3 separate regions of the Homo sapiens genome follow, and regions 2 and 3 are each linked to region 1. Evidence: chromatin loops called from intact Hi-C (ENCODE). Cell type or tissue: endothelial cell of umbilical vein. All regions are shown on one strand. Region 1 has its middle 5.1 kb from the start of GDF7. Region 2 overlaps LDAH (lipid droplet associated hydrolase). Region 3 has its middle 58 kb from the start of LINC02850.

Evidence for each region. A loop is a pair of places that touch in the nucleus more often than their neighbours do. Peaks named below come from ENCODE experiments on the same cell type or tissue, not always from the same donor. Only the 100,000 strongest peaks of a DNase experiment are listed, where the experiment ranks them.
Region 2: it touches region 1 in a loop (5-fold over the local background); 14 of 110 quality-filtered maps call a loop at or near these places.
Region 3: a loop joins it to region 1, with 10 times the contacts of the local background. A loop is called at or near these places in 9 of 110 quality-filtered maps.

Annotation. Positions count from the first base shown.
Region 1 is chr2:20,660,075-20,664,074 of GRCh38, forward strand. No RefSeq gene overlaps it. Among named protein-coding and RNA genes, the nearest start is that of GDF7, 5.1 kb to the right of the region's middle. In endothelial cell of umbilical vein, a CTCF peak has its summit at 1,578 (motif pointing right); a DNase peak (open chromatin) is centred at 1,597; H3K27me3 peaks cover 2,288 bases.
Region 2 is chr2:20,753,605-20,757,604 of GRCh38, forward strand. All of the region lies in intron 4 of LDAH (lipid droplet associated hydrolase), which reads right to left. Among named protein-coding and RNA genes, the nearest start is that of LDAH, 67 kb to the right of the region's middle. In endothelial cell of umbilical vein, no CTCF peak of the experiment used is centred here; a DNase peak (open chromatin) is centred at 1,727.
Region 3 is chr2:20,915,676-20,919,675 of GRCh38, forward strand. No RefSeq gene overlaps it. Among named protein-coding and RNA genes, the nearest start is that of LINC02850, 58 kb to the left of the region's middle. In endothelial cell of umbilical vein, no CTCF peak of the experiment used is centred here; a DNase peak (open chromatin) is centred at 2,206.

The sequences.
Region 1 (4,000 bases):
AAAGTGCTGAATCAAAGCCTTTCCTTCTTTAAAATGTTGATGCTCTTCTTGAAAAATCTTTTTTTTTTAAATTTAGATAGCCTGTATTTCATGATCCATGTTCTTGAAAAATCTCTACGAACTTATATTCCTGCCAAAGGTATATGTAGATGTGCCCGTTTGCCCATCCTTTTGCCAATAACGGGTTTCATATTTTTCAGTTTTGCTAGATTTAGAGAGGAAAAAAGTGCTATCTCATTATTCTTTCAATTTTGCAGTGATTTGCTAATGACTTTTTAGATGTTGATTCTGTAACCCAGTGTTTTTACTAACTTCCAGATTTGTGTCCCCAGCAATGAGGACAAGCATTTTGATTAGAGTCCTCTAGCTCCTCATTCAAACCAGGAATGAAGACTCGGAGGACAGAACCTAGCTGGGCTCTGTTTTAGTTGCCCTAAATTAACACCTTATTTAGGATGGATCTGCTACCTAGGAAATGAGGGTGAGAGGGCACATGGGGGAGTCATAGCCTAGGGCCAGGTTCCCAGTTTTGTAAGTGCCTCGTTCTTTGCGGGGCAGCCTCGGAGACTGCCTCCTGCAGACAAATCTCACAGACACCTTTACTATGTGGACCAGAAGAGCTGAGACAGCCAATCCCCAGACACCAGGATCCGGTCAGCCCTGTGATCCTCCGGGTCAACACTCTGTTTCAGGAACTGGTGGATCATTTGTTCCCAATATTGTCATCCTCAGGGGTGGCTGCAAGTCTCATATCCTAGACTGTGGACACATCTTCTAGTTCCTCCAACTCTGTTCCTGTCAGCCCCTATCTTCCCAGGCGGCAGATAATTTGGTTCCTCTAATCATTGTGGGTCTAGAACAGAAACCCTGAGCTCTATCTAAGTAAGACTGGAGGGCTGGGCATTCCAAATTATTGCACAAAGAGTCCGCAGCTTTTTTTCCAAAAGTAGTTTTTTGTTTGTTTGTTTATTTGTTTGTTTTAAATCTCATGTGTCCACAAAGGTCTCCAAGAAAATCTACTGAAGACACAGCTGCAGAACATTCAGAATACTGAAATCCATGGTGAGCAAGTCCACAGAGGGGAAATGCCTCCAAGACAGTGGCCACACCCAGGAGACTGAATGAACAAGCTAGATGAGCTGGCCTTCCAACTGGTTAAACCAGGACTTACCCAGATGGCATGAAACGCCACCATTTTTTTTTTTTTTAACTGAGCCAGCACTGGGGCAAGGACTTTTCCTACTTGATTTAATCTACTCTTTGACACACCCCTTATAAGTAGGCAACCCTGTCCCTGTTTAAAGACAAAGAGACAGAAGATGACAGAGGTTAATTTAATCAGGGTCACAAAGCTCGAACACAGCAAAAGTGGATTGGAAGCCAGATCTTTATCATGACCCTATACTGTAGTCTTTTTCCTGGGTCAATGGAAGCATATGGTCCTTGTCACTCATCTCCCAGGACACCTTACAGCCCCATGCGAGCTTGTTCACCTGCAGAGGCCCAGAGCACTGGTTCCTGAGTCTTCTCCCAGTAAGTAGGAAGTTCCTCAACACTGCACTGCTGTTACAACAAGTAACCAGCAGATGGCAGTGTCCACCAGCCCTCCCTGATTCGTCCCAAACCCAAGGGCTCTGAGATGTCCCTTTTGGAAGGCTTCTGGTAAAGAAGCTACCTTTCTCCCTTCTTCTCTGTTGCCTCTCCTCCCCCTCCCGGTAGCCTGGGGCACAGGGGCAGGCCACGCCCAGCGGCCTGGGGCCAGAGCTGTGGCTGACCCCAGTGTGGATGCCAGAGCTGTTGCTCTGAGTAACCTGGGGCCGGGTATCACCAGTTGAGCCTGGGAAATTCCTCTAGCTTCAGGAAGCCCAGCCCTGGGCATCCTATGGGGCTAAGCCAGAGCCCGCTGCAATCTTCCCACCTTGCTGTCCCAGGTCTTTCTGTGGGAGACATTTGCAGCAGATTTCTGGACTGAGAGGAGTCCATCATCACCAGACCCAGAGAGGGTGGATGGCTCTGCAGGCTGTTGTCATCAACTTCTGTCCCTTGCCTTCCCTGGGAGACCTAACCCAGAGCCCTATCTCCTCACCTCCAAACCTTTCTCCAGCTCTGAGTCAAAAGGCCCAGAGGCTACGGTGGGTCCAGACAGAGGACAGGCTCCTGGCTGGGTCCCAGGCAGTGGACCCATCTCACACTCTTCCCGTCTTTCACTGCAAACCCTGTGGACGTTTGATTGTCAGCCTCACTGCACATCTGGGGTCTAAAGCCAGGAAGGGTGAGGAACTTGCAGCCCAAGTTTAGAGGCACGATTTGAATTGAGGTCTCTTGACTCTCAGGATTATCAGTTTTATGTTCCAAGTTAGTGCATGGCTGCAGGGACCCAGCATCCCCAACAGAGGAGAGGGGAGGGCAAAGGCTGACCCTCATTATGTTGCACCCACAGGGTGCCCTAAGCAGAGGTGAGGCAAGACCCTCTGGGCTGCAATGGAGAACAAAGGCCCCTGATCACAGGGGGACCCAGGATAGAAGATGGCTATGATGCCAAATGACAGGCTACTGATCACATCCCCTTGTTGGGGACTTGGCTTCTGCATGTGGACAATGTAGAGTAGGTTGCCTCTAAGGGATCTTTTAGTTGTCTTGTCATCAGACATGGGGCCAGGTGTCTGGGTATGGCAGGAGACCCTGGGCAAGGCTGAGTAGGCTACAGCTGGGGCTTGCCCAAGTTCCCGTACCTGACAGTCGCTTCAAAATGGCTGTAGCTGGCGGGATCCAAGACTAACTCCCTAAGTAGTATCAATCTAGTGTTGTAGGTTCCCAGATGACATGCAAACTCCCCACAGCAAAGGTACCTTCGAGAGATGTGGCTCTCCTAGTAGTAGTAGAGAGGACTTCCTCACAACCGGGTACAGGAAAGCACAACCGTAATCCCAGAACTTTGGGAGACTGAGCCTGGGCTCAAGAGGATGCTTTGAGGCCACCCTTGGCAACACAGCAAGACCCTGTGTCTACAAAATATTTTTAAAAATTAGCTGGGTGTGGTGGCTTGTGCTTGTAGACCCAGCTACTAGGGAGGCTGAGGTAGGAGGATCACTTGAGCCCAGGAATTTGAGTTACCGTGAGCCATGATTCTGCCACTGCACTGCAGCCTGGGCCACAGAGGGAGACCCTGTCTCCTAAAAAAAAAAAAAAAAAAAAAAAGAACAAAAAAGAACTTCCTCCCATTCAGAGGTATCAGAGGCTGCCTTGGATAGGGAGTTCCCCACCTCTGCAGGTATGCAAGTGCAGCCCAGGAAGCAATTTGTTATGATTCAGGCATGCATGGCAAGTTGGCTTAAATAATAACCCCAAAAGTTGTTTTCAGATCCTTGGATTCTATGACTGAATCAGGGACTTGGTGTTCAGAGAAAACAAACAGCTTCTGCAAGGGGTGGAAGAGCAGCAAAGTGCTCTGCAAGGAAGGGTCTGGGGCGGGAATGTGGGAACTGCCCCTCTTCATCCCAGTTGTCAAACATCGCCCCAAGCAGGCTGCTTTCCCCTCCTCCCTCCGTTGGAGGCAATCTCACCTTCTCTCTCTGAGGAGGACTCAGCTGGAGTCTGGAGGTCTGGGGTTTGGGGGTGATCAGATGGATGAAGAACTAAAGTTAGGGCTTTCAGGCCCCAGTTTTCTCCCAACCTTCTCTGATCTCTGCTCCTGACATCTGCCTCTGGGCCTCATCTGCTCCCCAGTGATGGCTGGGGCAACACAGAGGAAGGTTTTCATTCTCAAGGCTCTTAGTGCAGTTAGCATGTGGTGCACAGCTTCAAGGGCTCCGGGCTGTGCAAACTAGCTCTCTCCTGCCCAGCCAATCGACCTAAGGATCCCCACATCACCTAAGAGGAAGTCCCAACTGGGCAGGGCACCTGGAGACCTGGGTCATGGGCAGGTCCTGCTGCTGGTATGACAGGCTATTTTCCATGGCAAGTGTTTTCCGCTTCCAGTTGCGAGCAGTGGCAGGCAAGA
Region 2 (4,000 bases), 94 kb after region 1:
AAATGCAATGAAAGTTTCCCTGTCTTATTACTTCACACCTTAGTCACTTTGCTCCAGTCACACTGGCCTTGCTGTTTCTCAAACAGGCATACTCACGGCCTTAAAGCCTTTGTAATAACTATTCTGCTGTTTAGAACCCTTGTACCCTAGATAGCCATGTGGCTAACTCTACCTCCAGCAGGTCACTTCTATGATGCCTAATAAACATCTTGCTTAAAATTGCAGTTACAACAGGAGCCCGACTTAAGTGGCTCCCAGTGGCCAAATATGGAATAATTTTATCACCAAAATCAATATGGTAATGAATCATATACCTTTAATAAATCCGAAATTCATAAGTCCATGCTGATAAATACATATATACAAATTAAACATACATAAGAAGGAAGGTTCTTGCTTATAAAAGAATATTGAGTTCTAATGGGTTTATGTGAAGAAAGTACTACAGTTAGAAAATCTTGGTAAAGATTGGATCAGGCAAGGATAAATAATGGATGTTGAATCTAGGAGAAAATTTCGTTGAAGAGGAGGATATTGACATGAAAAAAAAGTGCCTCCCCATAGACTCTTTATTCATTGCTAAGAAAAAGTAAAGTACGCAGGCTGGGCGCGGTGGCTCATGCCTATAATCCTAGCACTCTGAGAAGCTGAGGCAGGCAGATTGTCTGAGCTCAGGAGTTTGAAACCAGCCTGGGCAACACGGTGAAACCCGTCTCTACTAAAAAAATAAAAAAAAATTAGCCAGGCCTGGCAGCAAGTGCCTGTAATCCCAGCTACTCGGGAGGCTGAGGGAGGAGAACTGCTTGAACCCAGGAGGTGGAGTTTGCAGTGAGCTGAGATCATGCTACTGCACTCCAGTCTGGGTGACAGAGCAAGACTCCAACTACCCTCGCCACAAAAAAAAAAAAAAAAAAAAAGGAAAAGAAAAGAAAAAGTAAAGCATGCAGTGGAGAAATTCTGCATAACATCTCGATTAGGTGATTGAAATTAATATCACCAATGATGAGCAGCTGGATGTCATGTGCCTGCAGGTGACCTACTCTGAGAAGGACATAGCATCACCTATGAGGTATTATTTTACAGCTAAGAATGCAAAACCTTAATCTAGTCAAAAGGAAACATGAGACAAATACAAAATCAGGATAATCTCTTTTTAAAAAGGAATTATATTCTTCAAAATGTCAGTTTTATGAAAAAACAAAGGAATATGCTTGAGATGTTTCATACTAAAGGAGAATAAAGGAACATGAAAATTCAAGGCAATACCTGATTCTCCAGACCATAGTGGAAGAGGGAAAATGCTATCAAGGACATTAGTGGGCCAAATGACAAAATGGGAATATGCAAGGTAGATTAAAGTATTACATCAATATTACATTTACTGACATTGATAACTGTACTGTGGTTGATTAAGAGAATATTCTTATTCTTAAGAACATCTTAAGGAGGTCTTTAGGGATAAGGGGCAATAATATATTCAATTTATCCTCAAACGGTTCAAGAAGAAATATTGTGTGTCTGTGTTTGTGTGTGTGTGTGTGTGTGTGTGTGTGTGTGTGTGTAGGGGAGCAAATAAAGCAAATGAGGTAAAATATTAACAACAGGTAAATCTGGTAAAAGTGTATCTCATGTTGTTGCACTATTCTTAGTCTTACAACTCTTCTCTAAGTTTGAAATTATTTCCAAATAAAAAGTTTTAAAAATCACTTGCAGTCCACCACTGCCCTCTATCCCCCAGCCATGGTGCTTCCAATCCCCTTTATCTTGCTCCACTCTTTATATCAAGGCAGTATCACCTTTGAACATATTAATTTACTCATTTTTATGCTTATTACCATCTCTCCTTAGTAAACTGTAAATTCTGCATAAGCAGTTTGTTTTTTGTTTCTTTTCCTATTTTGTTCACAGATGGATCCAAGACCATAACAGGTGCCAGTAACAGTGCAGGGCACAGAGCAGACTTGATGAATGAAAGGCTGGCTGAGAGGCAGCCAGTCCCCTGGGACACTTGCCTCATCCAATACCCTCAAGCAACTTCTCCATAACCCCATCATGGCCTGGAGGTTTATTCTGTGTAGAAATAGAAGAAAGAGGCTCCTGATCTGGAGACACAGGGCACAGAAAAAGGCAGGGGAAAAGGAACATCATAAAAACAATATAAGTGAAAGCCAAAATACTAAATGCTAAGACATTCTCCCATGCAAACTCCAGCTCCTTGAGCTGTTTGCTTCAGGATGCTGTGTGTTAGATAAGTGGTTTGAAAATGTTTTTCTGAAGAGACTTAATGGCTCCAGAAAAAATATGTACACTGGAGAATACCACACCAAAAAAAGTTGGATACCTGTCCAAATTACCCTGTAGTACAGCTGACCAGCTGACCAAACCCACTCCCATACAAAACCTCCTGATAGTTTTGGTGCCTCATTCTTTTTTTCTTTTTTTTTTGAGACGGAGTCTCACTCTGTCACCCAGGCTAGAGTGTAGTGGCGCGGTCTTGGCTCCGGGCAACCTCCTCTGCCTCCCAGGTTCAAGCAATTCTCCTGTCTCAGCCTCCCAAGTAGCCAGGATTACAAGTGTGCGCCACCATGCCCAGCTAATTTTTGTATTTTTAGTAGAGACGGGGTTTCACCATATTGGTCAGGCTGGTCTCGAACTCCTGACCTCAGGTGATCCACCCACCTCGGCCTTCCAAAGTGCTGGGATTACAGGTGAGAGCCACCGTGCCCAGCCTGGTGCCTCATTCTTAAATATGAGTGGATAATGAATAAGCACTAGACATTTGAGGAAAGCTTCACTTACAAGAGACAGATCAGTACTTTTTTTAAAAGCATGAAGAAAGGAATTCAGAATGAATACAGACAATGCAGGAGCCCAAAAACTCTAAAAAATGTTTTCCTGAGAGAGAGAGAAAGAGAGACCCATGAAGTAAAAATAAAAAGGATATTACAAAAAGGAAGAAAAGAACAAGAAATTCCTTAGAAACTATTTGCATAGATGCCAAAATCAAAAGTTTAATTAGATGAATTGGAAGATAAAGTAGGGAAAATATCCCCTATTTCTCATTGCAAAAAACTAAAAATTGAAAGAAATGGATAATGGAAAAGAAAATAAATCAAGAAAATCTTTTCTGAAAGTATAACACACAAATAATGAGAAAACAAGTAGAGAAAAAAATACAAGAGTTTTCAGTGTGTAAGTATGCCAGTTTCTGGATTAAAAAGGATAAATAGTCCAAGGAATATCATCAGAAAATATAATACTGACAATAAAGTGAATATTCTAAAACTTTCCAGAGGAAGAAAACAGTTCACAAAAATAATTAAAAACTTGAAATGACATACTTCTCAATAGCAGAGCTGGAAGAACTTAAAGCTCAGCACCAGCTGCTAATGGTGTTGATAGGAGGTGAAGATGGCAGGCTATCTTGTTGGAGAGCAATCTCCTTGCCAAGAACAATTAGAAAAGTTGGGAAAGTTTTTTAAAGTCCCCTTGAAGGCATCAGAGGCAGAGGAGATTTGAAGGCTAAAATGCTAGGGAAAAAGGAACTTCAGAGAGGAGTGCTGAAGTAGCTTTTCTTTGTTATTTGCTGATTTGCAAGCAGTAGCTAAGAAGCCAAGAAGCTGAAGAGAGTTTCTGAAAAATCTTGTGAGCTTGAAGGAAAAACCTGGGAATTGTGTGCCCATAAAAGAGAAGGCACTCTAGGCTTTCAGTGGAAACTATTAAAGGACTATACCCTAGAAGTAACGATGAACTGGAAATAGGCCAGCCCCTCCAAAGATAGCTTTGATTCAACCCAATTCCCAATGGCATCAAAGTGACCTACCCTAAGAATAATTGCAAAAACAAAGGTAAATCCTCCCTGGAGGAAGATAAGATTCTAATATTGTTTTACTAATTTTTCACATATAATGTCAGGTATTCAGTTAAAAAAAATACTTGCCAAGCTGTGATGGTCAATTTTACATGTCAGCTTGACTGGGCCACAGGGTGCCCAGATATT
Region 3 (4,000 bases), 260 kb after region 1:
AGCCAGCAGGAGCCAGTTGTTGAAATAGCCTCTGTCTGAGCCCCCAAATGCTCCTCCGCACTGGCTTCCCCAACGCAGCCCCTCCACTGGGACCCCTGCCCTGGGCCTCCCCATAATCCAGTATTCACAGGGGTGCCTGACCCTGAGGGGCACTCCCATGACCCTGCAACAGTGCTGCAGCCTGAGCCTGTTTGGATTAGTCAGCGTCTGTGCCATATCTGCTGTGAACTACTCAGAAAATCACAGGGAGTATTAGCTACTGATGCTTCCTCTCTGTGAATTGCCTATTTATGACTTGTTCCCGTCTTTGTATGGGGTGTCAAAGGCTCACTCTCAAATCACCCAGAAGGATGCTGTTTCAGGTTTCTGGATCTTGTTAAAGGTGGGTGTGGAGTGGGGAGGGAGGGGAAGTGAGGGCTGGGGAGGAAGGTCCCTAGGCTTGCATCCTACGAGAATCAGCAGGTCTTCTGGCTACAGACCAAGCAGATTCAAGGCCTAGAAGGTTGGACTGAGGATACTGGGTTCCTCAGGCGCAGGAGAGCTGGAGCCTGCTCCTGGGGAGGCTGGGAGCCTGGGCAATCAGTGCAATTCCTCAGAATTGCTCCTGCACACCTCCTGTGCAATGTTCCTGGCATGTGGGGAGGTGCCCTGCACTGCCTCCACCCAGGCCCAAGACACCTGCCTCCATTACTCTAGCAGGGTCCCACTAGCCTCTCTGCCAGCTCCAGGATCTCTCACAAATGCCCTTATTTACACTGAATCACCAGTAGCCGTCATTTCTAAAATCCAAATCTGAACACATCCCTTGAATTTTTAAAGCCTTTCAAAACTTCTCCTTTATCTATAGCATAAGATCCCTTGGCCCAGCACACAAGATCCTCCCTAATCTGGCTCCAAAACTCTCATCCCTGCCCCATCTCCTGTGCCCCACCCATCTCTCTCTGCCTCTCCATCTGCAAATAGCTCTAGTGCTCTGCACCCTGTGCCTTTGCTAATAGGCTTCCTTCTGCCTTGAATGCCTCCCCATCCTTCCCTCCTGGACAGTTCTGGCTCTTGGGTCCACGTCACCTTCTCTGTGAGGTTTCCCTGACTCCTAGTGGTCAAAATGAGTGGCCTTCTCCACAGGGCTTTCCCATGGTGTGAGTCCTGCGATCAAAGTTAAATAATTAACCAGGTGAAGAAAAAGAAGAACAAAGAAGTGTATTCTGGGAAGAGGGAACAGCAAGAGCAAAACCTGGGGTAGGAGAGAACATGGAAGATTTGTGCCCCAGCAGGTGGTAGCTCAGCAGGGCTGAATGGTAAAGTGTGTGAGTCGTGGATGTGTTAGGGGACCAGGTAGGAGCAGCCAGAAATGAAATCCAAGAGAGGCAGAAGCCGTGTGGTGGAAGTGTGACTTCCCTGCTGGTGATGGGGCGCCACAGAGTGAGTTATACAGGAAGAAGCCTGGCCAGCTTGTGACTGGGTTCATGTGCCTCCTATAGGGCTGGCCCTGCTCAGCAGATTACATAGCTGGAGCTTTTCCCAGAATCCTCCGACACGATGAGCTCCCACTGACACTGGGCACAGGCACTGGCCTTCCTCAGCTCCTGGAAACTTGCTGCTTTGTGAGTAGTTTTATTCCAAGAGTCCCGAGACTTCTGGTCCAAGGATAGCTGAACGCAGGTAAACTCTGGACTCACTCCTGAGGCTTCGGCTCCTATTAAAGTTGCCCCCTCGTCTTAGTGGGATATTTCTGAGAGGCAGCCAGTGGACCTGGAGACGCTCCAGCTTCACTGTTGGCTTCACTGTGGCTGGAGGGCTCCATGCCATTTGTGTTTTTGACCAGATGGACTGTTTGCTTCAAACAGCTTCCAGAACTCAGGCTCCAACCAAGAGGACGTGGCTGCCATTAGGATGGAAGTAAAGGACAGTGCCCCAGCCTGAGCCCAAAGACCCCCCCGCCCCGGGGAAGAGCTTGTGCTGTGGGGGCCCCACAGAAGCCTGTGTTTTCATTACGAAGCAACTTTAGGAGGAGTGGGTTTGGGGGGAAAAAGACGGTGGGGTAATAAGTCTGCAATAATGGATGCCATGTGGAGGGAAGGCAGAGTTACCCAGTGAAGGAATAGAAAACATGGTTTATATTTTCAACAGTTGGAGAAAGAAATGAAAACTGAATATTTGCTGCACCTGTGAAAACATATTTGATCATGACGGCAAGCCCAGCATTCTTAGTGTGGGATTCATATTTCATAACTCGTGTTCAAACAAGAAAAATGATTATAATGTTAAGTATTTCCTGAGTTTATTTTGATGGATGACAGAATAAGTACTGTATCTTTCACTCATTAAAATACAGATTGGTGTAATTTAATAAATGAACTTAATACACAGATGTTCCAGGCTGTTTTAGCAGGGTGTATATTAATCAACTTCTTTATATATGATCCTCTTTTATATTTTTGAAGAAACTTGCAGGAGCCAAGAATTTATTAGATTTGCATGCTGTAGGACGAGTATCAGATATCAGGTACATGCAGGAGTGTATTAAGATGAAACAGAGCCAGATCCACTGAGCAGCCCGGCCCCCACAAGGGTTGTCCCTGGGCTCCTGGCTGGCTCTCTGCGTTGTCTCAAAGAGGTCTCGGTTCCCTGCTGAACTCGCCTGCTGCCACTGCCTCGGGGCCACTCAGAGGTGCCTCTGAAGACCTGGGTGGGAATGGTGGCCTTGTATACTTTGGTGGCCCAGGTTGGGCAGTGGCCCTGTCATGGGTAGAAGCCTGCAGCCCAGCAGGGGCCTCAACGGCCCTTCTCAGGTTTTCTGGCCTCTCCCGAAAGCCTCTCATCCCAATGTTGCTGTCCCTTTTCTCATTCCCTCTCGGCAGCACATTCAGGGCTGATGCTTTGTTCAGTCTGAGCTTGTTTGGCAGGAGGGAAGCTTGTCTTGCTAACGAGAATACAAACTCCTGAAGGTAGGGGCTGTGCCTTCCTCATCTCCCACAGTCCCTGCTCCATGAATGTGGCTGATTTGTCCCCTGTCCTGAATCCATCAGAGAGCCAAGCCCAGTCTCCTGCTGGACCTGGCTTTGGAAGGGGAAACAGAGAGCTCGGCTTGGGCATCCTGGAGGGTTCTGGCTAGGAGTGGTCGGCAGGGTGAGGACGTTGTGCTAACTTAGCTCTCTGGCTGCGGACTGGCCCTGTGGAGAAGAAAGAAAGCACCAGAATGAGAACTTGACTTCAGCCACCCTCTCCTCTCCTTTGCAGATCCCGTTGAAAAGCGATATGGGGTCCTAGGAAAGTCTGTCTCTGGCTGGCAGTGGTTGTGTGGAGGGCTGGGGGAATGTCTTAGGCCAGATAACACATTTCTTGCAGCTGCTGTGTCCATGCAGAGCACACAGTTTTCTCTCAGAGCACCTTGCACACTCCTCGTAGTTCCAAAACTGCAGTTATCCTACCCGATGCACGCACTGGATAGGGACCCCTCCCAGGCCATCTCACCCATTTCTGCACCTCACTCCTTATTAGTGTTTGACCCAGGCCCCCACGCCCTCCTATCGTCGCCTGGGTAGATAATGCAGGTTGGCTGGTACGGCTTTTGTGAGATGAGCTGCAGCCCAGAACACAGACGCTGGCATCTCTCTGCCCCCTCCAAGGATGGGTGACCCCCAGCAGCTGCTGCTTGAGCTGCCCCTTTTTCCCTGCAGCCCCCTGCACACCTCGGTGGCTCATCAATCACATGGGCAGGTCCTGCGGGTGGGTAGTGGCTCTGCTGTCACATGCCTGTTTGCAATAAGCTCCGGTCATAATCATTAATCATTCATTGAGGCTGTGGTTAGCGGCTCTTAGTCAAGGGGATGCTTTCAGGTTTTCCAGGCTAAGTGCCCCTCCAGCAAGCATCCTCCTCAGCCCTTTCATGTCCAGTCATGTGATGTTCTGGGCACACTGAGCTGGCCACCAAGGCCGGGCTTTGTTCTGTAGGGTTGCTCTGAATGTTTCCCTCAGTGCGGGTGGAAGAGTTCTGCGC